Regions from separate parts of the Homo sapiens genome. Here regions 2 and 3 are each linked to region 1. The links are chromatin loops, found by intact Hi-C in ENCODE. Cell type or tissue: CD14-positive monocyte. All regions are shown on one strand.

What was found. Hi-C counts contacts between places; a loop is a spot of excess contacts. Peaks named below come from ENCODE experiments on the same cell type or tissue, not always from the same donor. Only the 100,000 strongest peaks of a DNase experiment are listed, where the experiment ranks them.
Region 2: it touches region 1 in a loop (2.0-fold over the local background); 6 of 110 quality-filtered maps call a loop at or near these places.
Region 3: a loop joins it to region 1, with 2.0 times the contacts of the local background. A loop is called at or near these places in 50 of 110 quality-filtered maps.

What each region holds. Positions count from the first base shown.
Region 1 is chr13:20,123,339-20,131,338 of GRCh38, forward strand. No RefSeq gene overlaps it. Among named protein-coding and RNA genes, the nearest start is that of LINC01072, 25 kb to the left of the region's middle. RefSeq lists an enhancer at 4,287-4,336 and a silencer at 4,787-5,006. In CD14-positive monocyte, a CTCF peak has its summit at 4,580 (motif pointing left); DNase peaks (open chromatin) are centred at 3,373, 4,473 and 4,793; H3K4me3 peaks cover 2,362 bases; H3K27ac peaks cover 1,035 bases; H3K27me3 peaks cover 3,253 bases.
Region 2 is chr13:20,069,553-20,077,552 of GRCh38, forward strand. The region is part of intron 21 of ZMYM2 (zinc finger MYM-type containing 2); the gene reads left to right. It also overlaps the pseudogene KRR1P1. Among named protein-coding and RNA genes, the nearest start is that of LINC01072, 29 kb to the right of the region's middle. In CD14-positive monocyte, no CTCF peak of the experiment used is centred here; a DNase peak (open chromatin) is centred at 4,409; H3K4me3 peaks cover 719 bases; H3K27ac peaks cover 915 bases.
Region 3 is chr13:20,170,912-20,178,911 of GRCh38, forward strand. No RefSeq gene overlaps it. Among named protein-coding and RNA genes, the nearest start is that of GJA3, 14 kb to the left of the region's middle. RefSeq lists enhancers at 3,536-4,735, 3,837-4,380. In CD14-positive monocyte, no CTCF peak of the experiment used is centred here; DNase peaks (open chromatin) are centred at 200, 1,750, 2,380, 4,210 and 1 weaker place; H3K4me3 peaks cover 784 bases; H3K27ac peaks cover 670 bases; H3K27me3 peaks cover 3,298 bases.

The DNA.
Region 1 (8,000 bases):
TCATAAGTGTTTGTTTAGTTACAAATAGATAAAATGAGATGTGCTCTTTCCAGGCCTCTGCTGTCCCTGTTCCACAAAATAAGACCACTAGATGAGGCCAGCTCCAAGGCTCCTTCCAGCTCCTCTGTGACTCTTAACTCATGAAATGCTTTCCAGACTGGAAGGGAGCATTTGCCGAACACACTTGGGGTGGAGGAGAATGGAGACACCCAAATTTATTTTCAATACATTCTGTGTTGGAAGAGGGACATTGTAGGACATTTTCCCTCTTATCCTATTCTCAGTAGTGTTATTCAGCCCAGATCCACAGGAAGGTCTCACAACTTGAAACTGTGTATCCAGGGCATCCCCAGACAGGAGGGTTTTTAAAGAGAACATTAGGAAAGCACACAATTTAATCTTTGTATTTTCAGGGGTTTTATACAGGGCCACATTGGAAAACCAAAAGGAGGCTCATAGTTATAAGTTTAAGCTCTTTTTTTTTTTTTTTTTTTTGAGACAGAGACTTACTCTGTTGCCCAGGCTGGAGAGCAGTGGCATGATCTTGGCTCACTGCAACTTCTGCCTCCTGGGCTCAAGCGATTCCCCTGCCTCAGCCTCAGCCTCCTGAGTACCTGGGATTACAGGCACCCGCCACCATGCCCGGCTAATTTTTTTTTTTTTTTTTTGTATTTCTTTGTAGAGACAGGGTTTTACCATGTTGGCCAGGCTGGTCTCGAACTCCTGACCTTAAGTGATCCACCTGCCTCAGCCTCCCAAAGTGCTGGGATTACAAGCCACTGCACCAAGCCTGTACTTATTCTTTTCTCTGTGATTGCTGTTGTGTTGATTTTGTTATTTATTTATTTACCCATTTAACTTTACTTCAAGGAAAAGCCATTTGGTACAGCCTGAGATGTTTCATCAGAAGAAATAATGATGTTCAAGAGGAAGAAAATAGAAAAACTAAATGGAATGTAAAGTCTTGTGTAGGCAAAGCCCTTATTTCCAAACAGACATTTAATATGTGTTGGCTAGCCCCAGGACTAGACATGATAATTTTTAGTGTTTCCAATCTAAGGATCTCAAAAATATTTTATACATGTGAAAATGTGTGATTCATTCATTCATTTATTCAATGCATGCTTATTGAGTGACTACTATGTGCTGGGCATGTGCCACTCCATGGTGTCGGGGAGAGGACAGTGAAAAAAACAGCTCAAGGTTCCTGCCCTTGTCTTATACATAAGGTCTATTTAAAGACAGGAATCAAAATGAACCAGATCTGTAGTGTGCTAGATGATGCCACATGCTGTAGGGGAAAGGGCACTGGGAAGAGGAGGACAAGGTGGGGAGGAGCTGCAAGTTAAAACTGTGGGGTTGGCTGGGGGCAGTGGCTCATGCCTGTAATCATAGCACTTTGGGAGGCTGAGGCAGGTGGATCACCCGAGGTCAAGAGTTTGAGGCCAGCCTGGCCAAAATGGTGAAATCCTGTTTCTACTAAAATACAAAAAATTAGCCAGGTGTGGTGGTGAGTGCCTGTAATCTGAGCTACTCAGGAGGCTGAGGCAGGAGAATTGCTTGAACCTGGGAGGCAGAGGTTGCAGTGAGCTGAGATTGCGCCACTGCACTGCAGCCTGGGCAACAGTGTGAGACTCCATCTCAAAAAAAAAAAAAAAAAAAAAAAAAAAAAAAAAAAAAAAGAAATAAAAAACAAACCTGTGCTTTTAAACCTCTTACCTTCTATGTTTTACAGTCATTCACTCATTTGTTCATTCATCCATTCATTTGTTACTTCAACACATATTTATTGAACACCTACTGTTCACCAGGCACACAGTAGGCTACAATTGCTCTGATGTTGTAAGATAATGCACTTATTTTCTATATGAAGGATAGTGATATATGCATATTTTCAAAGAGATTTTTGTTTCATTTATCACATGGTAGCCAGTACAGTTGCCAGAGAAAGTAACTGAAGACAAACAATTCTGCCGTTGTTAGGAATTTATTGTCAGTCACAGAGCATGTGATCTGGCTAAATATAGACTTCAGAATTTCTAAGAAACAATACATGTAAGATAATTCATTAACTCCCTACTACTCGTTTTCTTTATCTCTTTGGGTAGTCCAGTTAATAGTAAAGTGTTATTGAAAATAAAAATTTACAGGTTTTTAGCTCTGTCCTGTTCAATATTTTTACCAATGACTTGAATAATGACAGAGAAAGTCCATGTACTTCATTTTCCAGTGACGCCAAGTTAATACAGTAAATGACTCAACTAGTTGGGCTGGCACCCAATTAACAAGATGATTCAGCGAGGACAGTGTTGGATGTTCCACTGAGGCTGGATGAAAAATGCCCATTGCAGGGGTCCCAGAATGCAGAGGCTTTTCTGGGCAGCTGTTCATGTGAGGAAATCAAATGAGATAGTGTAAGTGAGAGCAGTTTGTAAACTGTGCATTTACAAATGTTAGATATTTTATCAGTAAAAGTCCTGGGATTTCGTTGTCTACAAGCCCATAGTGAGCCCACATGGAGACAGAGGCAGCTGAGAAGGAGTGGTCCGGTGAGCAGACACAGAAGGAAAGAGAGCAACAGAAAAGCAGCCGTGGGCAAAGCCCCCAGGAAAAATGCTGTGGGCAAGAGCAACTGATGGATGCTAAAACCCAGGGGGAAATTGTGAGGAGACAGGCTTTGCATAATCTCAGAGTATTTCCCCAAGTTGTTAGCTTTATAGTAGAGAAACTGGGAAGATGCCCCGTAACCAAACAGCCAAGGTGTGCTTAACAAAGTCACTATGGTATCATGCACCCCTTGGTGTGATGCACTGAGAAGGGCACACTTCATTTCTGTGGTCATCTTGCCAAAAATGTCAGACGACCAACCACCTAAAAAGGAAGCAGTTAAGTAACTTTGGGAATTATCTAGGTTGCAGGTATATTCGTGCCTGTCTTTGCCTTGTAAATAATGGACATTATTGGCTGTCATTTTTGTTTGTTTGTTTGTTTGTTTGAGATGGAGTCTCCCTCTGCTACCCAGGCTGGAGTGCAGTGGCACGAGCTCAGCTCACTGCAACCTCTGCCTCCCAGGTTCAAGTGATTCTCCTGCCTCAGCCTCCCATGTAGCTGGGATTACAGGCACCTGCCACTACTCCCAGCTAATTTTTTTTTTTTTTTTTTGTATTTTTAGTAGAGATGGGGTTTCACCATGTTAGCCAGGCTGGTCTCAAACTCCTGACCTCACATGATCCATCCGCCTCGTCCTCCCAAAGTGCTGGGGTTACAGGCGTGAGCCACTGTGCCTGGCCCCAGGAATCTATTTTTAACAAGGCCTCCAAGTGACTCTTGGGTAAGCTAAAATTAGAGAAGCAGTAGGCTACTATGAAACGGAGCCTCTAGTTTTAGGAAGTGCTCAGCTCACACAAACGTGGGTAGCATCGTTGCTCAGCGTCATCTCTTTGGACTGCAATCCCCTCCCAGTGATCCTGGATTTCTGGATGCGGCTGTTTTCAAAGCGCAGGGTATTTTCAGCAGGATCTCACCATAGTGGGCCCCACCATGCCCAGGCTGAGAGCTCTGCCTGCTCTGTTAGTGAGGAGGTAGGGGTGCCGACCCGCCTTTCTGACCCTACCCCCTCCCTTCTCTCCTCTCACCCCCCTCCTCTACCTCTCACCACACCCAAACCTCCTTTCTTGATGGCAAGCATCGCTTCTGTACCCCTGCGGCTCCCTTGGCTCTAGTGTTAGTCACAGCTTAGTGGAGGAGCTGTGGGCTTGCATCTGAGGACCTGGGCTTCAGCTGGGGGTCTGCCATTTACCAACCGTGCTTATTAACCCACAGTCCTTCCCGGAGCCACTGCTTATGTTTTCTGCATCCTGGTGTGACCTCAAGCAAGTCTTTAGGCCACGTTTTTTCCTTCAGACCAAAGCTTTTTTTATTTTTTATTTATTTTCTTTCTTTCTTTTTTTTTTTTTTTTTTTAGACAGGGTCTCCTTCTGTTGCCCAGGCTGGAGTGCAGTGGCGCCATCATAGCTCACTGCAGCCTCCACACCCCCCACCCTCCTCACCCTCACTAGTAGTTGGGACTACCTACAGGCGTTGCATCACCATGCCCGGCTAATTTTTTTTTAAACTTGTTTTGGAGGCGGGGTCTCACTGTGTTTCTCAGGCTGATCTTGAACTTTTGCACTCAAGTGATCCTAACACTTCGGCCTCCCAAAGTGCTGGGATTATAGGCGTGAGCCATGTGCAGGACCTGGACCAAGTCTTGATTCTCTCTGGTTCCTCCCAACTGAAACATCAGGATGCCGCCCCGGGTGTCCATGGGGCTGGGGAAGTTGCTGAGCAACCTTGCCCTGCGAGAGCGAAGGCGGGCGTGTCCCTCGGGGGCGTACCCCGAGTGGGCAGCAGGGCCAGCCCGCGCGTCCCTCAGGGTCAATGCTGGGGCCCTGAGGGTGAGGTCAGCTGTGAGGTGAGGTCTGGTGGCCGAGGGGAGGTGCCCAGCGTGCGCGTCCGCATCCGGCGGGCGACAGAGCAGCCCCGGAACAGGAGCTTCCCGGCACCGGCCGTGGCGTGGCGCCCTCCGCTGGGCCGTTCTCCCCCGCAGCCGCTAAGTCAGCATCGCCTACTTTCCCACTCTCGAGTTTGCCCCTCTTTGCTGCCCGGCAGCTGGGTGTCCCATGTCCCCTGCCCGCCAGTGTGCGACCGCGGCCTCCCGCGGGGCGGTGACGGCCCCTCTCCTTCAGCCTGACCGCCGCCAGCTCCCTCGGCGTGTCCGGGGTGGCCAGGCCTTGTTTAGAGTAGCTCCAGCGTTTGAATCGCGCAGGCACAAGAAGGCCGTCTCCTCACCGCGGGCCAGCGGGGCCGGCCAGGGCCCGGGCGGAGGGGGAGCCCGGGTTCCGCGGTCGGGTTGTGGGGCCGGCGCTGACCTCACCGCATGGGCCCCTGCGGCCGCCGTGGCTTCTCACGCGGCCTGACTTTGGACTCGAGTGCAGGCTCTTAGCTGAATCTCTGTGTAGACAGGGTGGGTGGGACTCCGCCCTGGGGTGGCGCTGGGGGCTCGGGTCTCCCGCCGCAGGCCTGTCAGCGGGGCGCTTCCCGTCGATTCCAGGAGCGCCCGCGTCTCTGCTCAGCGCCACGAGTCCAAGCGTGGGGGAGGACGAGACTTTCAAGGCGGGGGGTGACAGTGCCATCCAGCCCAGAATACCCACCCCCAGTGGCGGGCTGCCGTGCCCAGGCCCTGATCCCTGCCCCTGCAAACATCACTTTCTATCGCCCACGGGGCTCTGCAGATGTGGCCAGGCTAAGGGTCCAGAGTTAGGGAGATTGTCCTGGATGATCCGGGCGGACCCTAAATGTCATCAAAGTGTCCTCGTAGGAGAGGGAGAGGAGGCGACCGTGGGGGCAGAGGCTGGAGGACCGCGGCGCCCGGGACCTGCCCGCACCTGACTGCAGCCAGGTGGCGCCGATTCCGGACGCCCAGAACTCTGTGGGAATGCAGCTGTACTGTGCGGCGTGTAAACCACCGCATCTGTGGGATTTTGTTAAAGCAGCCACGGGACCACTCCACCCCCTCCAGCTGTGGTCCTTTACCCGGCGGCGGCCACCTGGCAGCAGCCCGGTTCCCCATCCTGCGGGGTTCCTCCCGCCCGCAGACCGGCTCGGCCATAAAAACCTTGCTGAGAATCAAAGAGAGAGAAATATATGGAACGGAAGAGTCGACGATTTTGTGTAAAGTTTAGGGTTTGTATTCATCGATATATATTTACATATATGCACACGCAAATATGTATGTTTCCTTTGAACTCAACTTTATTGGCACAAAATTTACATATAACAATATAGATTTATTTTAATGATGCAGTTTAGTGAATTTTGAAAAACCTCCATACCTGTGCAGCCGCCACCATCGCGGTGGTGAGGACGGAGGCGGCTCTGGAGCTTACCCCTGGAGTGCGTGTGGTTAGAGAAGCCTTGAGACTCGGGCTCCCATCGGTGATGCTAAGTTTTCATTTTTCTTAAGAAAAATGTTCTTCCGGCCGGGCGCGGTGGCTCATACCTGTAATCCCAGCACTTTGGGAGGCCGAGGCTGGCGGGTCACGAGGTCAGGAGTTCGAGACCAGTCTGACCAACATGGTGAAACCCCGTCTCTACTAAAAATACAAAAATTAGCCGGGTGTGGTGGCGGGCGCCTGTAATCCCAGCTACTCTGGAGGCTGAGGCAGGAGAATCGCTTGAACCCGGGAGGCAGAGGTTGCAGTGAGCCGAGATTGCGCCATTGCACTCCAGTCTGGGGGACAAGAGCGAGACTCCGTCTCAAAAAACAAACAAACAAACAAAAAACAAACAAAAGTTCTTCATTTCCAGACCACGCTGCCATTCTGTGGTTTCGTATCTTCCTCATGTTTTGTCTGGCTTGAGCCCCAAATATTTTAAGAGCAAATCTGAGAGTACAATGAGAAGGAACAGAGTGTGTACACAAATACACCCACACACATTCACACACACACACATATATGTACACACACACACATACACTCGACTCCCCCCCACACTCATACATTTAAACACCTATACTCACATACTAACACTCATACCCCCCATATACACTCATACACTTACACACGGATACACTAACATCCTCACAGACACCCACTCACATACACAGGCTCACACACATTCACAGATACACTCACACACACATACACTCAGATACAGACACAATCAACATACACAGACACACATTCACATGTACAGACATAGAGATACACACACATACACATTCACAGACACATAGACACACACACAGACACACTCATACAGATACATTCACCCTCATACTCAGAGATATACTAACACACTCACAGACAAACCCATTCACACACACACTCAGACACAGATTCACACTCATACACCCACACCCACATACAGACACTCACATGTATACTCACAGTCATACAGATACACTAACATACACCCAGACACACTGTATTAGTCTATTTTCATGCTGCTGATACATACCTGAGACTGGGTAACTTATAAATAAAAAGGTTTAACGGACTCACAGTTCCACGTGGCTGGGGAGGTCTCACAATCATGGCAGAAGGCAAAAGGCACATCTTACATGGCAGCAGGAAAAGAGGGAAAATGAGAGCCAAGCGAAAGGGGAAACCCCTGATAAAACCATCAGATCTCATGAAACTTATTCACTACCAGGAGAACAGTATGGGGCAAACCACCCCCATGATTCAATTATCTCTCACCAGGCCCCTCTCACACACAACACGTGGGAATTATGAGAGCTACAATTCAAGACGAGATTTGGGTGGGGACACAGCCAAACCATATCACATACCCACTCACATACACATAGACACACACAGATACAAACACACACAGATACACACATAGACACACACACACACATTTACACTCACACACACATTGACAGTCACACACACTGACATACACTGACACACAGATACACCCACTCACATACACATACAGACACAGATACACTCAGACATACACTCATATAGACACACACGTAAACACATACACCGACACATACAGAAACATTCAAACACACACATATACATACACACAGACACATGCTTACACTCACACATACAAACACACACACACATGGACACATACAGACACAGATACACACACTTACATATACATACAGGCACTCACACACACATGAGGTAAATGCTAAAATGCAGGTGGGATGTGCTTTCTGATTACTGCACTTTCTGTATGGTTTTCGAAGACCCTGAAAGTGAAAATTTGTAGCTCAGGGCTGCTTTTAAGACCACTCTGTTCAGTTCTGCCACAAGTGACCCGCTGTGCATGTATATAGTTCCTCAGCACCCTCAGCCCACAGGCGCCACTGGGGAAGTGGGGGAGGCCAGGCCCATTAAGGCTGCGGCTGGGGGACCTGGGGGCTGTGCCTCAGCTCCCTCTCCACTCTCACCCCTCTGCCAGCCTCCTCCAGGCGCCAGGAATGTACCTGT
Region 2 (8,000 bases), 54 kb before region 1:
TTGTCAACGCCTTTTTCTGCATCTATTAAGATACGGATTTTTCTTCTCCTATTAATAATGGTATGAATATAAATTAATTTTCAGACATTAAACCAGCCTAGCATTCTTGGGATAGACTCCAATTGATAATGTTATCCTTTTTATATATTGCCAGATTAGATGTGCAGATATATTGGTGATGATTTTTGCAGATGTTCATAAGGATAAGTAGTTCAGAGTTTTCTTTTTTTAACGATAATTTATATTTATAAAGAACATTGTTCTATGAACAACAACAACAAAAACTCAGAAAAAAAAAAGTGATCAGAGTATTATTTATCACAAATAAGGCAACTAATGCCCTGGTATCTCAAAATCCTTTACAAAAGGAGATAGCTTCATAAGATCTAGTCAAGGGGTTTTTGGTATGTTACTTTTTTTTTCTTTTATGTTACTTTGTTTTTCTTTTCATCTGCTTCCATCTTAAGCATAATTTCTTCAGCTGTAAGACCTCCCACTTGCTTATTCTTTGCTTACTTAACTTTTTGTTTGATGCTGGCCACATGAATTTTAGTTTCAGTAGAAGCTTCCTTAGGTTTCACATCTGGTTTTTCTTTAGATGGAATTAAAGTTTTGCTTCTTTGCTCATCTCTTACCGAGGGCTTCTGCTTGTTTAGCCTTTATTGCTTCCATTTGCTGCTACTGCTTCTGATTTGCCTTCGAAAAGTATTCACCACTAGCCAGTTCGTTATCAATCTGACTTTCTGGCTGTGGTGGTGGGAATGGTGTATATTCTTTCTTAACATTTTTTTTTCTTTGGTTCCTTGCATTTATTCATATTTGTATGTTTGAATTGTGGCAAAAATCTCTCCCAACTTTGTGGTTGAAATTCAGAGTCTTTTGCCAACTCTTTTAGTCATTAAGGTTTTAATATTATAAATAGGATGCATATTCTTCATAGTATATAGGACTACTTTTCAAACCTTTTTTTTATTTTTTTGAGATGGAGTCTCGCTCTGTCACCAGGCTGGAGCCCAGTGGCGCGATGTTGGCTCACTGCAACCTCCGCCTCCCGGGTTCAAGCAATTCCTCTGCCTCAGTCCCAAGTAGCTGGGACTACAGGTGCACACCACCACGCCCGGCTAATTTTTTATATTTTAGTAGAGACGAGGTTTCACCATGTTGGCCAGGATGGTCTTGATCTCCCGACCTCGTGATCCACCCATCTCAGCCTCCCTAAGTGCTGGGATTACATGCGTGAGCCACTGCGCCCAGCCAGTTTCAAACCTCTTTTTTAAGTCACTAAAAGGTCCAGTGGCTGAAACTGTGTTTCCCTGCATCATAATGGAGCAAGTACATTAAGAGTTCTTCAGTGTAGATCCTTTGAGACCAATAAGCCATTGTCTTTTTACAAATCTCTTTATTTCTTACTAAATAACCTATTTTAATGATGTTACATGCAACATCATCTGGAAGAACTTGCACTGCCTGTTCAAATGAAACAGTCCTTGCTAACAGTTCTAGATCTCTGGTCCCAATGATCATATATGAATCAAAAGTCTTCTGGTTTTTTTTTGAGAGTCTTGCTCTGTCATCCAGGCTGGAGTGCAGTGGCACCATCTTGGCTCACTGCAACCTCTGCCTCCGGGTTCAAGCAATTCTCCTGAGGAGGCTGGCATTACAGGTGCCCACCATCATGCCCAGCTAATTTTTTGTATTTTTTAGTACAAGTCTTTGTACTTCTGTTAACGGAAGGAAAGTCTTGAGTGTTAATTGTCCAGGTTCTTGGCGTTTTGAACAAAGGATTGGACAAAATGCGTAAACAACAAAGGAACGAAGCAGCGAAAGCAGAAATTTGTTAAAGCAAGAAAGCACTGAATAGGGTGGGAATGGGCCTGAGCAAGTGGCTCTAGGGCTGAGTTACAAAGTCTTCTTGGTTTTAAGTACTCCTTTTGAGGTCCTTATTGGTTGCCCCTTATCTGGATGAAGGATTTGGTCTAATACTAATAAAAGGCTGAGGTGAATTGGCCCCCTGTGCAGATGAAGGGATGGTCCCTGCTTGGCCCGTGGCCAGTCCAGGGCACTCTCTCTTTCCACCTGAGACCTGGCAGAAGGGAGAGGATTGTAGGGAGAGTAGCCTTTGCTATGTGGGCATGGGGAGATGGGGTTTTCCTTTCTGGTTCAGCTTTAGGAAGTTGGCATTAATTGGCCTTAAGTTCCCTGCCCCCAGGTGTTTTCCCTTGATTCACCATGAATGACTTTAATTTCTCTGCCTCCAGACCCCATCTTTCTGCCTCAGTTCAAACAGTCATGCTGCCCTGGATCCAGTGCAGGGTTGCGTTAACATTGATGTTCGTTCAAGGCTTTCTGCACCAATGGCCAGCACTTTCTAGTAAGCTTCTCTGTATTTTGGGAACAAAGTTATATAATTGCTTTCCTTTAAGAGTCCTCTGGGATTGTCCTCTTTGGAAAGAGCTGTTTCCTTCCAACCATCAGGAACAGTAAGGAATTCCGATTCATCTTGGTCTCTTCAGCTTCCGCTTCTGGTTATGAAATTCACTGTTTCCAGCCCCCTTTCTGGCCGGTTCAGAGAGGAAGACACCATTTTCAAATTGCTTCTGGTGGAGCTGGAAATAAACTTGAAAGTTCTCTTGTCTTTACCTGGCTTTGGTTTGAGGGTAGTAGTGGCTTCATAAAATGAGTTGGGGCTGGGCACGAGGGTTCACGCCTGTAATCCCAACACTTTGGGAGGCCAAGGCAGGTGGATCGCCTGAGGTTCAGGAGTTCTAGACCAGCCTGGCCGACATGGTGAAATGCTGTCTCTACTAAAAATACAAAAATTAGCTGGGTGTAGTGGCGAGCACCTGTAGTCCCAGCTACTTGGGAGGCTGAGGCTGGAGAATTGCTTGAACCTGGGAGGCGGAGGTTGCAGTGAGCTGAGATCACGCCATTGCACTCCAGCCTGGGCAGCAAGAGCAAAACTCCATCTCAAAAATAAATAAATAAATAATAATTTTTAAAAAAGAGTTGGGAAATATTCCTTCCTCCTATTTTCTGAAAGAATTTGTGAGAATTGGCATTCTTCCTTAAATATGCAATAGAATTCACCAGTGAAGCCATATAGGCTTAGGATTACTTTTTGTGGTGGGGGTGGCAGGGTGTGGATGGGTGTGGTTTTTAATCACTTAATCAGTTCCTTTAGTTGATATCAACTGTTTAGATTTCCTGTTTCTTCTTGTACCACTTTTAGCAATTTTGTCTTTCAAGAAATGATGCATTTCATCAAAGTCGTCAAATTTGTTAGCCTAAGTTTGGTAATATTTTCTTATTATCCTTTCATTCCTGATACTGGTAATCTGTGCCTTCTTTTTGTTTCTTAGTTCTTTTTTTTTTTTGAGACAAAGTCTCACTTTGTCGCACAGGCTGGTGTGCAGTGGTGTGATTTTGGCTCACTGCAACCTCTGCCTCCCAGATTCAAGTGAATCCCTGCCTCAGCCTCCCAAGTAGCTGGGATTACAGGTGCCTGCCACCACATCTGGCTAATTTTTGTATTTTTAGTAGAGACAGGACTTCACCACGTTGGCCAGGCTGGTCTTGAATTCCAGACCTCAAGTGATCCGCCTGCCCCAGTTTTCCAAAGTGCTGGGATTACAGGTGTGAGCCACCATGCCCAGCCTCTTTTTGTATCTTGAACAATCCAGCTCAGGAATCAGCCAACTTTTTCGTAAAGGGCAAGATAGTAAATAATTTAGGCCTTGCAGACCAAGAGGTAAAAATTTAGACTGTAATATAGCTACTTATATATAACTGCTTTAAGTTGTAACCATTTATAAAAGAATAAAAAACAATCCTTAGCTCATAGGTTTGTGGGATTGGGCCCATGGAGCTAGCTAGGTCTGTATAGTTGGCCTAGACACTCATGTAGCTAAAGGTGTATCATTTTAATTTTTCTCTTGTATTGAGTCTGAGTTGTATTATTTCCTTTCTTAATTTGCTCTCTTTTTATCCAGTTTCTTAAGATGTAAGCTTAGATAATTGATTTTAGTGTTTCTTCTTTTTCAGGAAAGCATTTAAAACTAAAATTTTCTCTAAAACTAGTTTACTTACATCACGAATTTTTATATGTTGTGTTTTAATTTTCCTTGACTTAAGGAAAATGCTATCACAGGAAGTTGAATCTCTGGATTGCCTTTTATTAAATGATTATTTAAATAATTAGGACTTCAATACCGTTAAGAGGTTTTGAGAGCTAAGTGGATTGTGTAATAAATTATGAAGTATGTCTTAAATAGTTTTTTTTTCTCTCAGTTTTTGTTGTAGTAAAATATACATAACATAAAATTTACGGTTTTAAGCATTTTTAAGGGTGCGGTGCAGTGGCATTAAGTACATTCACATTGTTGTGCAACCAGCATCACCATCTATCTCTAGAACTCTTTTCATCTTGCAGAACTGAAACTCTGTACTCATTAAATAATAACTCTCCATTTCCTTCTCTACTGAGCCCTGTAAGCCACTTTTCTACTTTCTATCTCTATGATTTTGACTACCATAGGCACCTCATATAAGTGGAATCATGCAGTATTTGTCCTTTTTAGTCTGGCTTATTTCATGTAGCATAATATACTCAAGGTTCATCTGTGTTGTGTAGCATATGTCAGAATTTGTGTGTGTGTGTGTGTGTGTGTGTGTGTGTGTGTGTGTGTGAGAGAGACAGAGAGACAGGGTCTCACTCTGGCGCCCAGGCTGGAGTCCAGTGGCATGAACTTTGCTTAGTATACCCTCAACCTCCCAGGCTCAAGTGATCCTCCTGCCTCAGCCCTTTAGGTGGCTGGGAATGTGGGCACGTACCACCATACCTGGCTAACTAACTTCTCTATTTTTTGTAGAGATGGGGTTTCGCCATGTTGACCAGTCTGGTCTCGAACTCCTGGGCCCAAGCAATCCACCTTCCTCAGCCTCCCAAAGTGCTGGAATTAACAGGCATGAGCCACTGTGCCCGGCTTCCTTCCTTTTTTTTTTTTTGAGACGGAGTCTTACTCTGTCGCCCAGGCTGGAGTGCAGTGGCGCGATCTCAGCTCACTGCAAGCTCCGCCTCCTGGGTTCACGCCATTCTCCTGCCTCAGCCTCCCGAGTAGCTGGCACTACAGGCGCCTGCAACCACGCCCGGCTAATTTTTTGTATTTTTAGTAGAGACGAGGTTTCACCGTGTTAGCCGGGACGGTCTCGATCTCCTGACCTCGTGATCCGCCTGCCTTGGCCTCCCAAAGTGTTGGGATTACAGGTGTGAGCCACTGCGCCCGGCCTTCCTTCCTTTTTAAAATAGGTTCCTTATGTATTGATGAATGCTTTATCAAAAAGTTGTTTTACTACTAAACTGCACATTTAAAAATGGTTAAGATGGTAATTTTTTTGTTCTACAGTTTACCAAAATTTTTAAAAATTGTGGAATATCTATTTTTATTATTGGATACATTTTCACAGACTTGTTTTCAAAGACTGTGGTATTTATAAGCAGCTTTAAAAGTAATCCTGAAACTCAGTGTAAAGATAAGATAACTAAAGTAAACTTTCCAGAAATCAGTGCTGTTTAATATTAGTTCAAGATGTGTACAGAAATAGAAGCTATTTTTGGAAAAGTGTGCATATTTTTCTGTCTGTTGGATTCATTAGTTTTGCTCACAGCTGACAATAAAGATACAGTTGACAGGAAGTATGATTTTCTTCCGTATGTCTATGGAAGAAACAGTATCTTTTTTTGTAAGGACTAAGTCTTATGAATGTATACTGAAGTAAGTAGTCACTTCTGTTTTGTACATTGAAAAATTAAACATAATTGTAAATAGCTGGTACTGTATGAAAGGGGAGCTCGGCCTTATTTTTTCTTGTTTTGTTTGTTTGTTTGTTTTTCTTACTCTTTCTCAAAGTAACTGACTTTCCTCCACTGATTTTGTATAAGGAACGGTGGTTATTGTTAAATGTTCACATAATATGAAAATGTTTGAGGAAGAAGGAAAATGATAGGAAATCCTACGATAACCATCATTAACATTTCATGATCATTCTTTCATACACTGTTTTACATATGTGAACACATATCCGTCATACTAAATTTATTATGAATAGAACTATAGACACCTTTTTTTTTTTTTTTTTTTTTTTTTTTTTTTTGGAGACAGAGTCTCTATCGCCCAGGCTGGAGTGCAGTGGCGCCATCTCGGCTTAATGCAATCTCCGCTTCCTGGGTTTAAGCAATTCTTCTGCCTCAGCCTCCTCCCAAGTAGCTGGGATTACAGGAATGAGCCACCATTCCTGGCTAGTTGGGTTTTTTTTCCCCCCCATCCCGTAGAGACGAGGTTTCGCCATGTTGGCCAGGCTGGTCTCAAACGCCTGATCTCAGGTGATCCCCCCACCTCAGCCTCCCAAAGTTCTAGGATTACAGGCATGAGCCACCATGCCAGCCACTTTTTTTTCTTTAATCTCCCCACCTTATCACTGTTAGCTAGATGTGTATATTTCTGTTTTTCATGAATGTGATGAAAGAGATAGTTTTGTCAGCTAGGAACACTAGACCATATTATATACTTCTACATCTTACTTTCTCTTCATCTACTTCCCAGTAAATTGTGGCAGTCCCTCTAAGTCAGCAGGAACAGGCCTAACTATGTATGTATCTCATTGTGTGCTATATCACAATTAATTTAGTAATTTCCACAATGATGAGCATTCTCTTTGTTTTATGAAATTTTGCTGTTATAGACAGTGTATACTTTCCTTCCTCCTCTGCTCCCCTCCTGCCCCACACAAATCTTCTATAATTATCCTAAAGAACTGATGCATTTGTTTCTGAGATATGATTCCAGAAGGGGTATTATTGGATCTCAAGAAAAGTATATTTTTTATTTTTAAAGATATTAACAGATTTCTTTCCCAAAATGTTTGAGGATCTTTTTGTGTTTATTGACCATTTGCTTTTCTGTGAATTGCCCCATCGTTTATCTTTTTTAGTTTGTGAGTTTCTTGTTTATTATAGACAGTAAGTCTTTGTCATTTTTCCAAATTTTTCTCCAGAATTTTTATTTTTTACTTTCTACATGTTAAGTCTTTTATATGGAGGGATGTGTTTTTTAAGAAGAAAGAACTTTATTTACTAAATTAAAAAATATAGTAAACTCACAGTGTGGCTTGTTAATTTAATTTGTATGTAAATGGGTAGTTTTCAAATAATTAAATTCTATTAAAATACATAGAGGATTTCTAAGCTTATTTAATCCTTATTCAGAGGAATTTAAGATTTATTTTTTATTTTATTTTATTTTTTTTGAGACGGAGTTTCACTCTGTCACCCAGGCTGGAGTGCAGTGGTGCGATCTCGGCACACCGCATCTCCGCCTCCCAGGTTCAAGTGATTCTCCTGCCTCAGCCTCCCGAGTACCTGGGACTACAGGCCACCATGCCCAGCTAATTTTTGTGTTTTTAGTAGAGACAGGGTTTCACCGTGTTGGCCAGGTTTGTCTCGTTCTCTTGATTACAGGCGTGAGCCACCACGCCTGGCCTCTTTATTTTTTAATAGCAGTGATGAGGTTGATTCAGGCTATTTGAAACCTTCTTTCATTGGTTAATTTAGCAAACATTAAGTGCTGTTGTATGCTGGATACTGGACATTGGAGTAGGCTTTGGAGACTGAGATAAGCATGTTGACAACTTACATTTACTGACTGTTTACTGCTTTCCACATACTATGCTACGTGCTTGATGTGTCATTCAGTCCTCTCAACAACTTTACTATAATTATCAGCATTTTTTTATGAGGAAGTAAAGTTACTTGCCCAAGTTACACAGCTCATAAATTTTGAATCTGGTGAGCAGTTTGAATTAAAAGCCATTACAATATGTTCCACTGAAAGAGTTGAAATACACAGACAAATAATATTTAAATAATGTTATGCTCGTGTTGTATACAGACTTGGTAACACAGAATTGGGACTAATTAATTCTACCTAAGTATATACAATGAAAAA
Region 3 (8,000 bases), 48 kb after region 1:
CTTGTATAGCAGTTTGCCATTGCTGTGACATTTATATTGTAATTTACACAGGTTTTGATCCTCAAGAGATTAGGGAAAAAATCTTTCACTACTAATGTCATTATTTCCCCTTCTTTGCAAAAGCTACTTACTACGAATAGAAACATTTACATAACGAGTGAATTTCTCAAATGGTGCAAGAATCAACCGCAAAATAGGCCTCCTCTTTTGAGTTTGGGAGAGAATAAACAAACAGAAATGAAACAACCTGGTTCCTATGAAGCCTCTTCTTGCTTCTTTTTGCCTCCCTGCGGGCCCCTTTGTCAGCACAGGGCAGGTGCTGAAGAACTTGTGCTCATCTGGCCCAAGCGCCTCCTCCATGTTTTCATCCTTGACAAGCCCAGACCAGGAACTCAGTGTCCCCTCACAAGAGGACAAATTTAATTTCCTGCTTATCCAAGATTTGTTTTATTTGATATGTAGGGACAATGTGTTTATAAATGGTTAGCAGCTATTAAGAGTGTAGAAATGTGTCATTTTCTTAACAGATAGGATCACCAACCCTCTTGAAAAAAAGTTGACATCACTTTCTAATATGGCCCCTGTGTAATGTCCCCAAGGCACTGTGTGATGCCACAAAAGCAAAATAAAATATTTGAAGTGTGTAGATTTCAGTTTACAAAGGCCAGGCCTATTGTTTGCCAAGGAAAAGAAAGCAGGAACCACTGGGTTCTCCGACAGTACTTACTTGGCTTTCTTCCTCTAAAAGAATGAGGCATTATTAATCCTTTTATTTCTACCAGAGAGCACAGAGCAGCTGAGTGATAGATGTTATCTAGCTTAAATATGCACTGGGTAAGCATCTGAGTGCAGGTAGCACTGTTCTAGGAATTATGGGGCTCCTGGGAAAGCGTAATGTGTTTAGTAGCTTATAATCCATCAATATGAGTTGATGTTGATAAGTTCATTAATATGATTGATGAACTTATAATTCATCAACCCATCAAATGGCTGACAAGCACATGAACTATGCCAAAGGCGCTGGGGTGTGATGGTGAGCTGAGTTGGGGGTCTATTCTCTCTCAACTTACAATCAACAAGATGAGCATTAAACAGGTAAATGCACAAGAAAACATGTACTGTGTTTCACTGCATCTAAAGTACGGTTGATCATAAGACATATCACCATGTATGTACCACTGAAGTAAAAGCCTGACTGTCATTGTTGGATGTCGCCAATTGTAAAGCACGGCTCTCTATTTCACAGGTGTTAGAATGGGAAAGAATTGTGTGTCTTAGAATCTGTGTGTGTAAGAATTAACTTATAAGTAAATTAATTACTAATCACGGTGAGTTCTTTATAGAAAAGATGTTACAAGAAAGCCCAACAGAGAGCCCTGCTTTAGGATGAGTGACATTTCAGCTGAGGCTTGAAGGGTAAGGACAGGGGAGAAGAGTTGGTGGGATGCTGTCTCCAATGGGTGGTGCAGGAGATAGGTGAACAGCGGCGCAGGGGAGGGAGATCAATATGGTGGGGATAGTCAGGGAAATATTGGAGGTGGGAATTGAGCTGCATTTTGAATGATTTGAGGTGGAAAAGGAAGGCCCAAACAAGGGACATAACACTAGCTAAGGCCAAAAGCAAAAGATAATGGGTGAAAAATCCATTTTATAATTCAAGTGGAATCCCAAGAGACTCCAAATAGCCAAAACAGTCTTGAAAAGGAGGAACAAAATTAAAGACTCACTCTTCCTGATTTCAAAACATACTACAAAGTGATAGTAATCAACACAGTTTAGTACTGGCATAAAGACAGACATATAGACCAATGGAATACAACACAGAGGCCAGAAATAAACACTTACATGTATGGTCATCTTCCACAAGGGTGCCAAGACCATTCAATGAGGAAAGGACAGTTTTTCAGCATATAGTGGGGGAAGCTGGATATCCACATGCAAAACAATCAAGTTGGACCCTAATCTTCCACCATATACAAAAATAAACTCAAAATGAGTAAAAAACCTCAATGTTAGACCCAAAATAATTCAACTTGTGGAAGAAAACAAAGGGCAAAACTTCACAAACTTGGATTTGGCAAATGATTTCCTGGTTATGGCACCAAAGCCACAGGCAATAAAAGAAAAAATAGACAAATGGATTTTATGAAAATCAAAAACTTTTATGCTTCAAAGGACACTAAAGAGAGTGAGAAAGCAATCCACAGAATGGGAGAAAATATTTGCAAATCACATATCTGATAAGGAATTAATATCTGGAATATATAGCGAACTGCTAAAACTGAACAATAACAGTATCAACAGAAAACAAGCTGATTCAAAAGTGGGCAAAAGACTTCAGTAGACATTTCTCCAAAGATAGACAAATGACTCATAGGCACATGAAGAAATGCCCAATATCACTAATCCTTTGGGAAATGCAAATCAAAACCGCTATGACAGCCCACCTTACACCCATCAAGATGGCTATTATCAAATAAACCAAAAATAACAAGTGCTGATGAGGATGTAGAGAAACTGGAGGCTTTGTGTACTGTTAGTGGAAATGTAAAATGGTATAGTTGCAGTGGAGTACTGTATGGTCCTAGCACTTTCTGGGAAGATGAGTTAATTCTCTCTTCATTTCAGGGCCCATGTGCGTGGGTGGTGGGCTGGGAAACTTCTGTTGCTTCTGGGCTTCCTCCCCCATGGCTGCCGCGAGTCTCAACACTCACTTGCACCCTGGCTCCCGCCTGGCATCCTCAGCCTGCCCTGCTGCCTGCTCAGCGAATTCTACTCGTCCTCACCCAGTGTCCCTCAAGGCTTCCTTCAAATGTCCTCTCCACCAAGGAGCTTTCCCCGCCACCTGAGGCAGAGGAAACCACTCCTTTCTTGATTCTGCAGATGCAGATTCAACAGACACCTGGCACTGATGGGCACCGAGATGTCCTGTGTGTTCATGGAGTTTATGTTGGGGTTTGGTTGGGGGCACCCCCGAGCTCCCCTCCACAGTTCAGAATGAAACAAGAAATAAGACAGGACAGGCAGATAAAAATGTCAGCTTCAAAAGCCAGGATAAAGTGACTTGATACCCCTTTCTAAACTAGACAGAATCAACTACCTGCTCACAGCTGCTGGCCTCTTTCTTGGTGGCACAACCTGCCCCAGGCAGCTTCGGCTGCAGCCAAGGGTGAACCAGGACACCCCACCACCCCCAGGCCTTCAGGCAGTGCCACACTGGAGAGGAGGGCAGAGGGCATTGGCCCTCAAAGGGCCAATTCCATCCCCCAGACTCATGGATGAATTATGTCTCTACTCCCCTAGAGAGGAGGAAACGATGGAGTGAATGAGAGAGAGAAAGAGAGGGCACACTGAGGTGGAATTCGACCAGGGGGCATCCTCATAGAAATATGAGAACAGGGGTGGGATACCCCCTCCCGGGGCACACCTTACATTGCACAATGGTTGTTTTTCTGTCTCTTTTTTATCTGAATGTACACTTTTGCCAGCAGTAAAAATTGCCATATTTGCTTTTGTGCTCCAGCATTTAAGAGGGGCTCAGAAAGTTCTTGGGAGGTGTTGTTTGCTTAAGTGGAATGGGAAGGGGACAGGACATCTCTTTCCAAAACTTAGGTTTGGTGACTCCTGGATTTCACACTCTCTGACTGCTTGGGTGAGGGTGGAATGGAGGGCTGTCCCCCACCCTCGCACCTGCACGGTGGCATGCTTTCCTCCTACTCCAGGGAATTCCTCGTGGCCTCATGGCCTGGGCTGTTTCTGGCTTCAAGCTCCACGTGGCCTGGCCCCAGCGGTCTGGTCCACCTTGTACTCGGTGCCCCCGCTGCCCCCTGGCCTCAGCTGGAGTGACGCACCTCATCCATGCGGGCCTGGCGTCTGGAAGGTGGCTGGGTCTCTCGGGCTTGAGCACCATCATCTTAGCTCCAACATGTCATTATTCCTTCCTCACTGAGGACTTTTCTGCTTCCTAATTGGTTGTTGAAGATGAGGCCCCCATGCTCTTTTAAGAAAACCTGTTGTGCCCCAGGCTTGGCTGTGATGGGCACTGACTCATACAGAAGTAGAAAGGCCTGCTGAGTCATCAACACTCGTGCGACGCCCTCGCATTTTCATTAATGATGGCCTCCCTGCCACACGTGAATCACTCCAGCCCGAGATCTGAAACCAGGACACACCCCAGGGGCGAGGTGACGCTGAGTGAGCCCAGCTGTGTCCCTTTCATGAGAACTCAGAGCACAGGGCTCTGTGTGCATGGCCGTCCCCTCCAGAGAGGAGGAAGTAAATGCCGGGATTAGTGGAAGATCATTTCCTTCTATTTGCCTTGGCTTACGTCTTTCAGAATTCAAACACGTGCACTGTTGACCCTGCAATGGTGGAGTTTTTGGATTTTCCTTCAGTCCGATTGCTAAAATACTTCCCTCTCATGTGAGCTGTTGTGAAAGTCATCAGCCAGATACCATTCTAAAAACAAAGAATGTGCTTCTCGTATGTTGCATGCTGGTTACTGAAATATTAGGGAATTACATAAAGGTTTTCTGGGGCACATATTCAAGCTGAATGATAAAATTGAAGGTCACACAAAGCTAAGGTCTTTCAAATCCTGACCCAATTAGCTCTCTGTTAGCTCTCTGACTTTGGACAAGCTGTCTGGTCCTCTGAAGCATACTTTGTTCGCCCTGGGTAGGGGCCCTCTGTTTTAACAGCGTTTGGCAGATGAAAACATTTGCAAAGCCAAAGGACAATGAAATCTACGGAAGCCTACCATATGCCAATGACTCCACCAAATGTTTTCTCTTCTTGGGATCTTCTAAAATTCATCTGAATACTTATAAGTTATGCAAATTTTGGTTATTAATCTAGGTTGTATTACCTTGGGGGAAGTCAGTTAATCTCTTTGAACTCAGTTTCTTTATCTGTGAACCTGAAAGAACACCTTCAAACTCCAAGGGTGGCTGTCAGAATTAACTATAGAGGTGCAGGTATCAGATGAAAGCTATAAAACAGTTTACAGATCTTAGATATTATGATGGATGGCTATGATACGTTTCTCGAATCACTGCTTGCCAATGAGCTGTACAATCTTCCTGAAGGGGTCTGCCTTTCCAATCTGGGCAGCAACAGTTAATGACGGTGTGCCAGGATATCTGTGTCTCCTTTTATCTGCTCCAGACTTTAAACACACCCTCTGATTACATCACACTATCAATTTGAAAAAGGGCTCAGAGCCAAAATCACCACTGTTAGCGAGTTCTCCAGGGCTGCCTCCTATCCTCTGGAGGTGGGGCTCTCGTCTGCAGAAATAGGCATAAGGGTTTTCTATGGTTTTTGTTTGTTTTAAAGACGAAACATGTTTTGGGATCTTTTAAGAATCCTAATCGTTGTGAAAGAAACTGAAGTAAGTTACTGTTCAAGTGACTCTCATTCTGCTGTGAATAGTTTCTCCCACGTGAAGTCAGCTCAAGAGACTGTGAATTGCTTCAGCCTACCTGAGACCTGGTACACAGGGAGGCTTCCTAGCCACGGAAGAGGAGAGCGTTTGCAGGAGGAGAAGGAGGAGAGAGGGCCCACGCAGGTGACATTCTGGAAAGGGAATGCTGGTGCGAAACTGCCTCACCTACTTTGCTCCTTGGATGTTCAGGAAAAGCCAGCCCCATCCGCCCCAGTCCGAGGGCCTCACTCATGGAACAAATGAAGCTGAGAAGAGGAGCTTCCTGTTTTCCAGCTGCTGGGGTCATCATTATCTTCAGGAAGGACCCCGAAAAGCATCGTGTGTTGTTGCAAAGGCCTGCCTTATCCTGGCCCCCAGGTCCCTCTCCGCTGGCCCTGTCTACTGGATAAGCTGAGGTTGCACGAAGTAGGTCCAGGCCTAATGTGACAGTGAATAATATGGTGTTTGGCCACACAGAGATGTGTGTAGGTACAAAAACCACCATGCTTTTGGCGGCAAAGTAAAAAATGAAGATGTCGTCAAACGATCTGAACTCTGATGGAGACTGAGCGAGAGACCCTGGCCCAAAACAATCACTCCATGGCGGATGCGCTCTGGGGTAGACAGCTACTGCTCTCAGAGCAGCTGTTTTCAGGCCACAAGGCCGGACCATTGTTCAGTTACCTGGCTTTTGTCTGGTTCAAGCACCTGACAGGGATCTGGGAAGGTCTTGTCATGTTTCCAGTCCTTTGAGAAACTGCTGCTCAGGGTTCAGGAAAGACGCTGAGCGGGCGGGCACGCGCCCCATGGGGAAGCCTGGCTGAGACGGGAGGTCTCGGGAGCCTCCGTCTTACTTGCCACCTGGTTGCCGCCCTCCCCTCGGAGACCCCCTGTCTGGAGACACGCCCCAATGTGGCCCCCTCTCGCGGGCACGTGCCGGAAGCAGAGACACATCTTGGAGCCGTGGAGGACGGTGCCGGCGGCAAAGTCCCAGGCTGGAAGAGCCGGGGGAGAGCGAGAGCCCCGGCCCGGCCCAGAGAACAGTGGGCGCCGCGCCGCCTCCCGCAGGGGCGCAGACGGGACCCTGGCGCCGAGCACAGCCGGGCGGTGAGGAGGGACCGCCGCCTGCCACCCGTGCGCCGCGCCTCCCCAGTCCTCCCTCTCTTCTGGTGCTCCCCGTTTCTTTTCGCCCCGCGGCCACCGCGCCGCCTCCCTCACTCGCGCCCCGATTCTACGGCACCTCCCTGGTGATCCCAGGTCCTAACAGGGCGGCTGTGCCTCCTCCTCAGCTGCACTTTTGATTTCATCCCTTGTGCGGCAGAAGCTGCCAAGCTCTGTCCGAAACACCCCAAGGCCCGGTGACCGGTGCCCAGGCCTCGCTGCCCAGCAGCGCCTGCCCTTCCGTGGGGCTGCGCCTTTGAGCCTGGTCGGCCCTGCCAGCCCGGGCCTGACGACACGGCCGCGCCCTGCGCTCCAGCTAGGATGGGCACATGAGTGACCACCCTGGCACATAAGGCCTCCCTGCGAGCTTCCCTGCAGGACGGAGCCACTGTAGCTGGCTTCATGAGGCCCCCTTATCCGAGACCTCCCTCGCCTGGATCGTCCCTGCTCCCTGCCAGTGCTCACTGCATCTTCCACCAAGTTGCTGGCACGCAGGCATGCAGTTCTGCCCAGGTCTACATCTGTGGCCTTTCCCTGACTCCTCATGGGCGAATCCTCCTCTCTGCTCCTTTGAGGCCCTCCCTGCTCCTCGACCCTGGCACCCTGGAAGGTCTTCCATGCCGGCTCTCCCCCTGCTCCTTCCCTGGAGTACTTTGCCTCCTCTGGTGACCTCAGCCATCAGGGATGCAAGGACATAGCCCACACGAATATTTCTAGCCTGCGTTTGGCATGAGTTTTAGACAAGCCTTTCTAGCCTGCTTCATTTTCCCACCTTGCAAGTGCCTCCCGCCTCCTACTCAGCAAGTTTTAAATCAGACTATTGTCTCCCCTCATGACACAGATGCGTTGCCCTGGGGCTTATTTTTTTTTTTTTAGAGAGTTTCACTCTGCCACCCAGGCTGGAGTGCAGTGGCGCAATCATGGCTCACTGCATCCTCAATCTCAATCTCCCTGGGCTCAGGTGATCCTCCCACCTCAGCCTCCTGAGTAGCTGGGACTACAGGCATGAGACATCATGTCTGACTGATTTCTGGACCCATTTTTGTAGAGCTGGAGTTTCGCTATATTGCCCAGGCTGGTCTCAAATTCCTAGGCTCGAGTGATTCCCCCACCTCAGCCTCCCAAAGTACTGAGATTACAGGCATGAGCCATGGTGCCCGGTCTGGAGACTTACTTGTTTTTATTTCCCACTGCACAGATATAAAAATATAGTCACCTTGGAGTCTTTCCTCTCTCTCTCTCACCCTTTTTTACTTATCTATTGACAAGTCATGATTTTTTTTGTATTTAGTTTTTGTTTCATAATCATAAACTTAACTCTTCAATCTGGCTAGAAGTGGAGGAGAATTAAAAAAAGGAAGCTCCAAAAACTTCAGCAAGAGCATGAAAATTATAGGATATTATGAACAAATGG